Regions from separate parts of the Homo sapiens genome. Here region 2 is linked to region 1. Evidence: chromatin contacts called from ENCODE Hi-C or POLR2A ChIA-PET data. All regions are on one chromosome and are shown on one strand. The core of a region is the stretch at or near the end of the contact, and the rest is flanking DNA. Distances in the headings are between cores, read along the strand shown.

Region 1 (5,574 bases), core at 1,581-4,080:
TGACCACATAAAGTCTGTTTTTAATAAAAGCCAGAGCAGGAATCCTACCAAATACAAGCCAGAAATGGGGTTTAAGATTTCAAAAAAAGAAAGGAAGAGAGAACGAGAGAAAGAAAGAAATTGAGAGAAGCGCTTGTTGAAACTTCACCTTATTCTGTTTGTTTAATATATTCTATTTCCCCTCTGTGCTTTGCCTCCATTTTCTCTATCAAAAACTTAGAAAGTTGAAATGCCATTATCCATCATCTCTGGGAAAACAACCCTTTGTTTTCAGAGAAGGAAGTTTGATTTTTTTTTTCAAGTTTTTTACTTTCTTAAGGGTCCTTTCTCCTCTTGTATCTGAAACCAGAAACCTATAACATGACAAGACAGCACAAAAGGTGTCCCGCCAGCTCCCTGTTGGGCTTTAATATTACAAAGGCAATAACTGAACTTTTAGAGACAAGAGATTCTGCCATTCAGCATGGGCTTGTGCATAGTTTTCTTCTGGATAATTCACGACTTCATTAGCAAGTTATGATCTTGACTTTTAAGAGCATATATACTTTTATGTTAACGCCATTCAAAGGTAATCAAAGCACACTTGCAATTGTACAGAAACCATGAGTGTTCTGCTTTTAAAAAATATATATTATTGTATCTTTCCATTCCAATATAAAAGGAGAGGAAGGAGAGAGGTGGTGGAGTCATTTTTGGCCCAGCTTTTCTCAGCTGCTCAAGCTGTTCTGGTTTATGTGCATGGAGCCTTTCAGTTAGGGAGCTGGAAATATTGCAAACTACATGCCTGTTTTAATTAATTCCACTTGAACTAGAGAAGCATCTCTATCCCAAAGAGATTCACTAGTATGTATGCTTCTGTCATTGGTAACTTGAGTATACACAAATCAGTGATTTGTGGAACATTTTCTATTGCCAGAATATCTGGATTGTCACCTCCCCTCTCACCTCCACTCAACTTCTCTGAAGGGGCTAAATGCTGTTTGAAAATCCAATCCAGTGTGTATTTATTTACTTAACAAGATGATCTTAAACAGACATCACCACCTCTTTAGGGTTCCTATTCTCTTAATTGAAGATCCTGATCTTCATCAGACATTAACTTTAGAGCTGATGTAACTATTTTCAGATATAGCTTCTTAAAATTAGTTAATTGGGAATCACAGTCTTTGACATTAACGGAACAAATTCACTGAATCCGAGTGTGTTTTTCCTGGCAATAATGAACTCTGGCATTATTTCACTCATTTGTCTTCTTCCCTTTCCTTGGACTAAGCTATTTTGCAATAGTCAAAAGGGGATAAGGGTGGGAGGAAGGGTCTCCAACCAAGCAAGAAGAAACTTTTTTTTTTAACCTCATCACTCAATATTCAAGTACTTTTTTTGACCACCCTTGTTCACCAAGTATGATGGTTTCTCTTTAAAAAGACAAAACTGAATCATTCGAAAGGATTTGGGTTTTACTCCAGCTCATCAAAATGACATAAACACAATATGGAAACCAAGAAATGCTCCCTTGAAGGAGTCTCTGGTGAGCCCCTTAGTGAAGCTGATGTCCCACCCTGCAAGGGCAGTCCCAGAGTAGCATCAAGATTATTCCAGAGTGTCTCACTCATGCCCATCCCATGACTTAGGTGGCTTCCTTGACTTATGTGGCACACTTTAAGAGTTTCATTGTAATCCCACATTTTCAGTAATTTATTACAAATCGACCATGCCAAAAGATTTATTAATCCTTCTACATAGGCAATCAATGCATGCATATTCTTTTCTTTACAAAGACAAAAGCCATTTAATCCTCCTTATAATTTAGTTTAATTCTGTTTCAAATGTTTGACCTTGATGGCCTGCAGTGCTCTATCTCTTTTATGTATTTTACATATTGTTATAACTGACAATTAATATAAAGTCCCTTTCACTTAGGGATACGATCTCCTTGTTTCGGTTTTGTAGCCAGTCCCCCAAATTTTGCATGAGGACAAATTCACGATTCTTATGAGTGTGTCTTTGAATCCCTTACGTCAAGGTTTGGTGCCATGAAGGATGAAGCTGCTGAGCCCTGAAGTCGTGGGCTAAGGGTACACGGACAATTAAGCAACTTAAGTGACTAGCCTGTGTCTGATTCCCCTGCAGTCATGTACTGAAAACCTCCTGACTTACTGTCTTTTCAACAGCCCTCTAAAAGTCTGACTTCTTTTAGCAGCTGAATGTCATTTGGACAAATGAGGAACTCATCTTGTGACCTCTGATGTCAGCCAGGAGCTTTCTATTTTTCTCACCATCCTCCCCCTTTAAAAAACAAATACATAAATTTATCATTGGGCATTGTGATTTTTCATGGAACAGTTTTTATTTTTAGCAACTGGCTTTCAAAGCAAGGAAAGATGTTTTTTTAAGCATAATTACTAAGAATAGAAACAACTTTGAGGTGTTCTTTTTGATTCTTAATATTTAAGGTGTCTCATGACATTTGAAGTCTCTAAATGTCATTAATCATTTGTTGCAGGTTTAATATGAGTTGTCATGATGCTTAATATACTTTAATGAAAATAGAATTTTGGCCACATGCTGTTCATTAAAGAAAATATCCAATTTAATATAAGTCCCTCAATTAAAAATCCCATCAAAAGCCTTGTTCCAATTTCACCATGATTCTGGCTATAACACAATTATTTCATTGGAGTGAATCAATGGTTAATGTCAAAGTTTTTAATTCTTCAAGTCTTGGTTTCAATCTGGTTTAAGTGAAAGTAAAATTAGTTTGGTGGTTTCCTTCTTGAGTCTTGCAAACTTGAGTCTACCTTACACAAACATCTCCATCCTGCCACGGTTCGGATGACTGGCAGTCTGTTTAGGCGAGGCCCAGAAACAGAAAGCAAGTCTTGTGAAAGTCAGAATCTGGGAGCTTTGCAGATGCGTCAAGGTAGCCTTCAGATTGCCTCTCTGTTTTCAATGTGTCCCCTATCTCACTCTTCCAAACATCCTATGCTGTAAGAGGGTAAAAGGAAAAGGAAAATAAGAAAGGATCTACATAAGGCAAAGTACAAGTAACATAAATGCAGACAGCAGCAGTAAATATAACAATATGCTGCTGTTAGCCCAGTGGTAACTGGCATTAAGCTAACCAAACACAACTGCTTCCACATCCCATGACAAATAATAGCAAATAGCTCTGTCATTGTTCTCTTTGGGGCTCTAAATTGTTGAAGCTTCAGCCATTGCAGGGAAAGCCTTCCTGAGTTTCAGGGGACCAAGCCCTGCCCTGAGTTTCACCTGACTGATAGAGGAAAACAGCCAAGACAGGAGTCTGGCAGAGAAGCCACTGGCCAGTGAAAAATGCACAGTAGAGGATTATTATTCTTCCTGCAACCAGTCAGTAGCAAATTGTCACCAGTTGGAATCTGCTGAATATTCCTATATACAAGTTAATGTTAGCTCAAAGAAAGGGGGGTTTAAAAAAAAAAGTTTTGCCCAGTGTAAGCAGATACAGATTTGTAGATGACACACAAGCTAGTACTTCTATTTCATCACTGCACTTCGTTGTTTCCCTCACTTGTAAGAAAAGAATGATTTTTACAGGGAAACCTTCACATTCAGACAGTTCTTGTTATTTCTTGTTTTAACGACGTCAACGATTCATGGCATGACATTGCTCATAGCTCTTTCACCTCTAAATTTTATCCAAGCAACAAATTAGAAGAAAGGACTGCTGGGGAACTTCTTCCTTCTTTCTGTGAAAGATCAGAAGCAATTTTTTTTTTTTTTTTTTTGAGGCGGAGTCTCTATCACCCAGGCTGGAGTGCAGTGGCGTGGTCTCGGCTCACTGCAACCCCTGCCTCCTGGCTTCAAGCGATTCTCCTGCCTCAGCCTCCTGAGTAGCTGGGATTACAGGCGTGCACCACCACATCCAGCTAATTTTTGTATTTTGAGTAGAGATAGGGTTTCACCATGTTGCCCAGGTTGGTCTCAAACTCCTGACCTCAGGTGATCCACCCACCACAGCCTCCCAGAGTGCTGGGATTACAGCCATGAGCCACCACACCAGGCCTAGAAGCAAAATTTAAATAACGTTTACTAGAGTTGCTTTAGCCAATAAGAGCCAGGAAATTAAAAATGAAAATGTAAATGCTTCATCTTTCACTCAGAAACATGCCTTAAATGCCTACCTCCAGCAATGTAAGAAAAACATTGAGGATTTAGCTGAGAGTTTGATGGCTTTTGCTTGCCTGTCATAACTTCATTGCTGCTCAAAGGGAGAATTTTAAAACACTCGACATTGAAATCCTTTAGCTTACCATTGCCAATGTATTGTAAGTGTTGTCGGGGGGAACCCCTGAATCTAAACATATATTTACACCCTTAAGTTGCCAAATTAAATCCATCTGGCTTACCAAATGCTGTCGCCAAAAGACTGTTACACTGTTGGTGTGGCCAGTATTTTAAATGTGGGGGATGGGAGGGCAGTGTTGAAAGGCACTAGATTTGATGATAGAATTTACATGTGCATTGATGCCACATTAAGTATTTACATCAAGTTTAGATCCCATGGCAACTCTGACCAAGAAAGAATTCCTACACAAGGCAAGAAGTCTAAAGCCGCTAGGTATTTGCGCCGTCTCCTCATGGCACTTTTTGCCCTGTGACTGCTTTTCAGGCATCACAGCCACGCAATAGGCAAAACCACAAATAGCAAACACTCTAATTTCTTGAATTATTTTTTAACTATTCCCATAAGCACTAGGAAATGCCCACTCCTGTTTTCTGGTCGAAGTTATCAGCTCATGTGAATCATAGAAAGAATAAATTCTACCCAAGGACCTGAAAATATGTTAAGTCAAAATGGCAAGTAGCAAAATTCGCAGTCACTCATAATCCATAGCAAGGTAGGGTCTTCCTAACTTCAGTTGCTTAGAGACATGTAAAATTCCAAATGTTCATAAAATCAACTTTTTCTCCTATTGGGAATTAATTTAAACATTAGAAAACAGGAAAAGGTATAAGCACTCTTCTTAAATGTGCAAGTTGATATGAAATTTAGAAATAAGCCCCATTCCTTCCCTGCTTCTTTGGTAGAAGGGCTAATGGACTAACTAAGAGAGAGAATAAGCTAAAAGTCTGGATAGCCACAACTAAATACACCACCACAGGAGAATCCCTCAGCTTCTATGGTAATTTTGAAACTAAGAGAAAATAAGACAGCATGAGAAGGCATTATGCTGCTTTAAATATGACTTGGGAATGGTCTTATTTTACAATCAAATATACCACTTGCTTCCATCATGTAAATATTACCAGTATTTAGTTTCAGATTTTCATGAGGTAACATTATCTAAATTTACTGTTCGTCTGTATATTTAAATATATAACATTCATTTGCAGTATTTCATTTATCTCAAAAGATTAGTATATATCTCATCTAGAATGAGACCTCTTATGAGAATAGGAGATGAGAAAGACTTTTAAAGGCATTTCGCAGTCCAGAGAGTCTGCAATGAAATTATTCCACTCAGGAATGGGTATTTATGTAAGATACATTCTGTACCATGTGTATTTTTTTAAGTTTATATTAGCATTATT
Region 2 (5,574 bases), core at 838-3,337, 270 kb after region 1:
GGTTGAACACTGATCTCATGAAATTTCAGGGCATAGTTGTGCAAGCTCTGTACAGATAGATTTTACAGTGTGCTTCACTAGTCTAAGATTCATTGAAATTTTAGATTTAGATTTACAATGAGATTCATTGAATTTTTAGAGGTGGAAGGAAGCTTAGAATATATCTAGTCCAGCCATTTCATTTTTTGGAAGAGAAACAAAATACCAGATGGATTAGGTGAATATGCCCAAGACCACTGGTATGCCATTGGGGCTAGAAGGAACACAGGCTCTTGATGCCTTGTCACCTACAGGGCTTTCCAGTACTGGACTGGTGCCTCATGAAGGAGGGAAACTCCTGTCTCTCTGTAGTGAGCATGGAATAAGAAATAGATGAAAAGCAGGATACCTCTGCAAAGACTATAGGTAGATCTCATCCTTAGAAACTCAGAATAAAGAAGAAGGCAGCACTGGCCATCTATTAAGTGAAGCAAGTTCCAGTTTCTCCGGATGTGGCTACTGCACATGACCCAGTCGCCTGTCTACTATCCTAGACTGTTAAGTTCTTATATGAGCCACTGTTGGGATGCTCTGGCCCCTGCTTCTGTGTCCTAATCCTTAAATGTTAGAAAGTCCATATGTACACAAGCAGAGTGGAAATATTTGATAGAAAAGTAAAGCCTCTGGAGGACGTCTGAAATAAGATCATTTTGAAAATCTGTGGAATGTGCCTGGTCTGATAGGTATCTAATTATTCATCTTTCACCCACTCTCTGGAGTCAATTTAGTGATTAAAAGTCAAATGATCAGGTGAGTCAGATCCATCTACCCCAGTAAGCAATTATGTTCTCTAGATCAACCCAAATAAACCAGAAATTGGTAAATCATCACATGGAAATCAAATCAGTAACTTTACTAATAAGAAAAGAGATGCAAATTAAAAATAGGGAATACCAATTTTCATCAAATTAATAAAGATTAAAAAAAAACCCAGACTGACAAAGATTTGAGAGAAAAGTGCCTGTGCAAACATTAGTTTCAGCCAGTATACATGTAAATTGCTATAACTTTTTTTGAAGAGCGCTTTAGAAATACATAGCAAAAGCTTGTAACTAGTAGTTTACGTTGTAATCCTATCGCTAAGAATTTATCTTAAGAAAATAATCAGAGATGTGCCCGAAGATTTATATATAAGGATGTTCATTACTTCCTTATGAGCCTATTTATAATAAATAATTCAGAAGAAACTTGAATGCCTCATACGAGATTAGTTATATACATTATGGTGTATTCAGACAAGCACATAATAAGCAGCAACTAAAAGTGATGTATCAGAAGGACATTTAATGCTTTGGGGATTGTGCACTCTGTATTGTTAGATAAAAAGACAAGTTACAAAAGGGTATGTTTAGTTTCATACTGACTATGTAACCATGTATGCACATTTTTATATTCTTAGGAACTGGAAAGTTTTACACACTGACATACTAACAGTGATTTTCTCTGGGAGATACTATTATAGATTATTTATACTTTCTAATTTGCTCCTTTTTACATTTTCCATTTTTTTCCGGTTAACTAATTAAATCTTTTATTCATTCACATGTGTGAGGCTAGATGTTGGGTGTTGGATGCTGATTGAGGATGAGCCAGCCCAGGGGGCCTGTCCTTATGGAGCTTTTAGCAGGGGGAAGAAGCTAAACAAAAGCAAGCAAACAGACCATGCAATTCCAAAGTTGTACTAAGTACAACCTGAGAATCTTCTTTAAGGAGGTGTTGTTTACGCTAACACCTTGGGGGTCAGAAGCCCGATGAGTGAACGGCTGTGTGCATGTGCTGTGGAGTGGGGTGGGGCTGGGGGCGGGCATTTCAGCGCTGGGAACGGCACATGCAAAAACCCTGGGGCAGGAAGCACTCATAACCAGTGTCTAGGATATCCTTGCAATTTATTTATTCCAGTATAGGTACAGCAGATATTCTTAGTGAGCATGTTCTGTAAGAATAACGTTGTACTAGGCTCTGTGAGGGATATAAAGACATGCAACATGTGGTTCTCTGTTCCGTTTCCTGCCGGTGCGTGGCTGAGTGCCAGATTAGTTGCTCGGGTGGTTTGCGGTGTAGGAATGCAGAGGAGACTCAGTTTTGCCTTTCCTGTTCGCTAACACCTCCTACATGGTGGGTTGTCTTGGATGACTAGAGAGGTCATGATTGCTCAGCTAATGTTCTCTGTGGATTGGGCCATTCTCATACCATATGTGAGTTTTACAGGCTAATCACGAACCTGACATAGACAAGCATCTCCTGTGAATATTTATTGAAGTCTCAGTTAGCTGAATTCATTAGCTAAGTGGCAGCTGTCTATCTTGTCTGAAACAGTTGAAGTCAGAGAAATAGTGTCTGTTTTGAGAACTATTGTCTATCCTTCCATTTAATTTGTCCAACATTTGCTAGTAACATGCCCTGTGTTAGAAACTGGGCTTCTCTGGTGAACTCAACGTATCGTAAGGAACTTGTCGTTATTTGAGGGGAATAAGATAATTTATGTAGTTACCCCAGAGACAAGAGGAGTCAGAAATGACAAGAGAGGGGAAGACAGAGGGATCCTAGATTTCAAAAGAGGGGCAGATCATATTTGATCAAAAAAGGCTTGAGAGGGTTTCCCAAAGAAAGCGGTAATAGGTAGTCCTTATGGGATGTTTAGGAATTTGACACAGAAATCTGCTTGAAAGAACATTACGGGCAGAAGACATGGCATGAACAAAGGCACAGAGGAAGGAAAGTGGGGGTATGTGTAGGCCACAGAACTCCCGTTGTGTGGCAATGCTCAGTGGGAGTAAGGAGATAAGGCTGGACAGATGGGCTGGGATTGTGTGATGGGGATACTTGTATACGACGGCATCTTCGGGGAGGAGCAATTAAAGGTGTTTGAGGACTCAGTGATATGAGGTGATTGTCAGAGGTCTTAAGATAATTAATTTGGGGCAGATTGTAAAATGTCACTGGGGGAAGATCTGGTGACACGCAGACAGATCAGTAGTCTTCTTCAGCCTCTGTCCTGTAAGTCTTTGGAACAAGAGAATCAGAGTGGACAGAGCCCTGGAATTGGCGTCAGGAGAGCAGGGTGTGGTCCCATCTGTGATGCTGACTAGCTGGGTCTTCTTGGATTAGTCACCCAACTTCTAAGCTCATTTTGCAATCGATAAGGTGGGACAATAATACCTACCTCAAAGGGTTGTGGTGAGTTCTAAATGCAATAACTGACATGACAGCTCTTTATGAATAAATGTTTATATTAATTATGTTTTATTGTAACATTATAATTTATACATATGTCAATCTTAATTTGGTTTATTTTTTTACCTCTTTGTTTCTGAAATATAGACTACTATGAATCCTGCAGTTCAGACCTACATGATTAGTATATGTTAGACTGTTGCCATTTACGGTTTTAAAATCTTTTTTTTAAAATGATTGGATTTAAATTCCCACCAAAATAATAGTTGCTATTTCATTTTAACATATATTTTTCCTCTCTCTATGATACAGGCCACCCCAGTCCACCCCCTGAAAAAAAGGAGCTGAGGAAAGTGGCCCATTTAACAGGTCTGTATCTGGAAGGTACAGGTGAGATTTGGGAAAGCTTTTGGCAAAAGGCAAAATGGCTGCCTGGTTTCCATTACCAGGCTCTAGAGAGTTGTTACTTCCTGGAGACAGTATTTGAACCCAATAATACTAACACTTTTCTTGTCGAGTCAGTCTTATGAACACACTTTGATCCCCTATTCTCTGGGCAAGGCCCTCTTCTAAATTGGAGACCTGGAGCTGATTATGACATGACCCCTGCCCATAAGAAGCTCATTCTTTTCAGTCATTCCAAAGTCCCTTGGGGGATTGGGGGCACAGATCCAAGAGGTGAGAGATGAGAAGGTGAGGAATGAGGACTTATTTTAGTCAGTGCTTTCTTGGTTTTCTGGAAGAGCTTCACTCTGCTTTGTCCAAGAGTATAAATAGGAGTGAGAAGGGAGACTCAATCCTGGCACTTGTAGAGTTTCAATATGTGCCTGTAAAGTGGAGTGAAATGATATGGTATGGGCACTCCCATTATAAACTACATAAATAATGGAATAAATATCACAGAAAGTGGTAGGCTATTGTCCCTGGAATTATTTAGGCAGAAATTATAGAATGATCCGGTCACATCAGCAGACACTTACTGAATACCTGCTGTGTGCCAATTTGGGGATGTGAAGATGAGTAGCACATGGCTCTTGCCCCCAGGGAGCTTGACATCTAATAGGGAAAGACAGGCACTTATGATAATTTCAGTACTTCAGAGATTTAGGTTATGTTCATGATGTTGTGGGGATACAAAGAAAAGGGAACTGTACCCCAAATTGAGGGGCTGAATAATTCTTACTGCAGGTGAGAAGATGGACCAGATGGTCCCTAAGATCCTTCCCAACTTTAGAACTTTAGAGTTCCTTGGATTTGGCTTTTTCCTTCAGGAAAGGACTTCAAAGCCTAGCAGATTTGGTGCTAGTTCTGAAGATAGTAAAATCTTTGTTCCAGAGAGCAAATATTTTCTCAATAATTTCTTACTGCAATGGATTACGGGTATATACTATTGTTCCAATTGTGTGGATGACAAAATAGGACAACGTTGTTGAGGAAATTCTGTGATGGATCAAGTTCTGACCCCTCAGCCAGTTCTATACCAGCTGTCATTCTGGGTGAAACATTTGTTGAAGGAAGGGCCCACAGTTTTGCCTTAGAAACTTAGTTTGTTGGATGCATGACTATTCCTTGTTGAAAGCTCCTTTTGGATTTATTTCAGGCAAGTCCAACTCAAGGTCCATGCCTCTGGAATGGGAAGACACCTATGGAATTGTCCTGCTTTCTGGAGTGAAGTATAAGAAGGGTGGCCTTGTGATCAATGAAACTGGGCTGTACTTTGTATATTCCAAAGTATACTTCCGGGGTCAATCTTGCAACAACCTGCCCCTGAGCCACAAGGTCTACATGAGGAACTCTAAGTATCCCCAGGATCTGGTGATGATGGAGGGGAAGATGATGAGCTACTGCACTACTGGGCAGATGTGGGCCCGCAGCAGCTACCTGGGGGCAGTGTTCAATCTTACCAGTGCTGATCATTTATATGTCAACGTATCTGAGCTCTCTCTGGTCAATTTTGAGGAATCTCAGACGTTTTTCGGCTTATATAAGCTCTAAGAGAAGCACTTTGGGATTCTTTCCATTATGATTCTTTGTTACAGGCACCGAGAATGTTGTATTCAGTGAGGGTCTTCTTACATGCATTTGAGGTCAAGTAAGAAGACATGAACCAAGTGGACCTTGAGACCACAGGGTTCAAAATGTCTGTAGCTCCTCAACTCACCTAATGTTTATGAGCCAGACAAATGGAGGAATATGACGGAAGAACATAGAACTCTGGGCTGCCATGTGAAGAGGGAGAAGCATGAAAAAGCAGCTACCAGGTGTTCTACACTCATCTTAGTGCCTGAGAGTATTTAGGCAGATTGAAAAGGACACCTTTTAACTCACCTCTCAAGGTGGGCCTTGCTACCTCAAGGGGGA

What was found. Hi-C counts contacts between places; a loop is a spot of excess contacts on that map. ChIA-PET counts read pairs that join two places held with the same protein, here RNA polymerase II (POLR2A). Pooled maps may share reads with other maps.
Region 2: a loop to region 1 is called in a pooled map, with 2.7 times the contacts of the local background. The contact joins two enhancer-like sites. A Hi-C loop is called at or near these places in 4 of 50 pooled maps. POLR2A ChIA-PET finds 5 or more read pairs at or near these places in 3 of 52 experiments (T-cell, activated CD4-positive, alpha-beta T cell and activated naive CD4-positive, alpha-beta T cell).

The regions. Positions count from the first base shown.
Region 1 is chr1:172,391,426-172,396,999 of GRCh38, forward strand. The region is part of intron 20 of DNM3 (dynamin 3); the gene reads left to right. LOC102724528 (a long non-coding RNA gene) reads right to left here. Exons shown (of 3, transcript XR_001738294.3): 3 at 2,326-2,985. Among named protein-coding and RNA genes, the nearest start is that of C1orf105, 26 kb to the right of the region's middle. Within about 2 kb of position 2,831, at least 14 of the 41 ENCODE cell types and tissues checked have a DNase peak (open chromatin) inside an H3K27ac peak, as active enhancers do.
Region 2 is chr1:172,660,809-172,666,382 of GRCh38, forward strand. It overlaps FASLG (Fas ligand), which reads left to right. Exons shown (of 4, transcript NM_000639.3): 3 at 3,526-3,582; 4 at 4,814-5,574. The coding sequence ends at 5,208. Among named protein-coding and RNA genes, the nearest start is that of FASLG, 4.5 kb to the left of the region's middle. Within about 2 kb of position 2,088, at least 4 of the 41 ENCODE cell types and tissues checked have a DNase peak (open chromatin) inside an H3K27ac peak, as active enhancers do.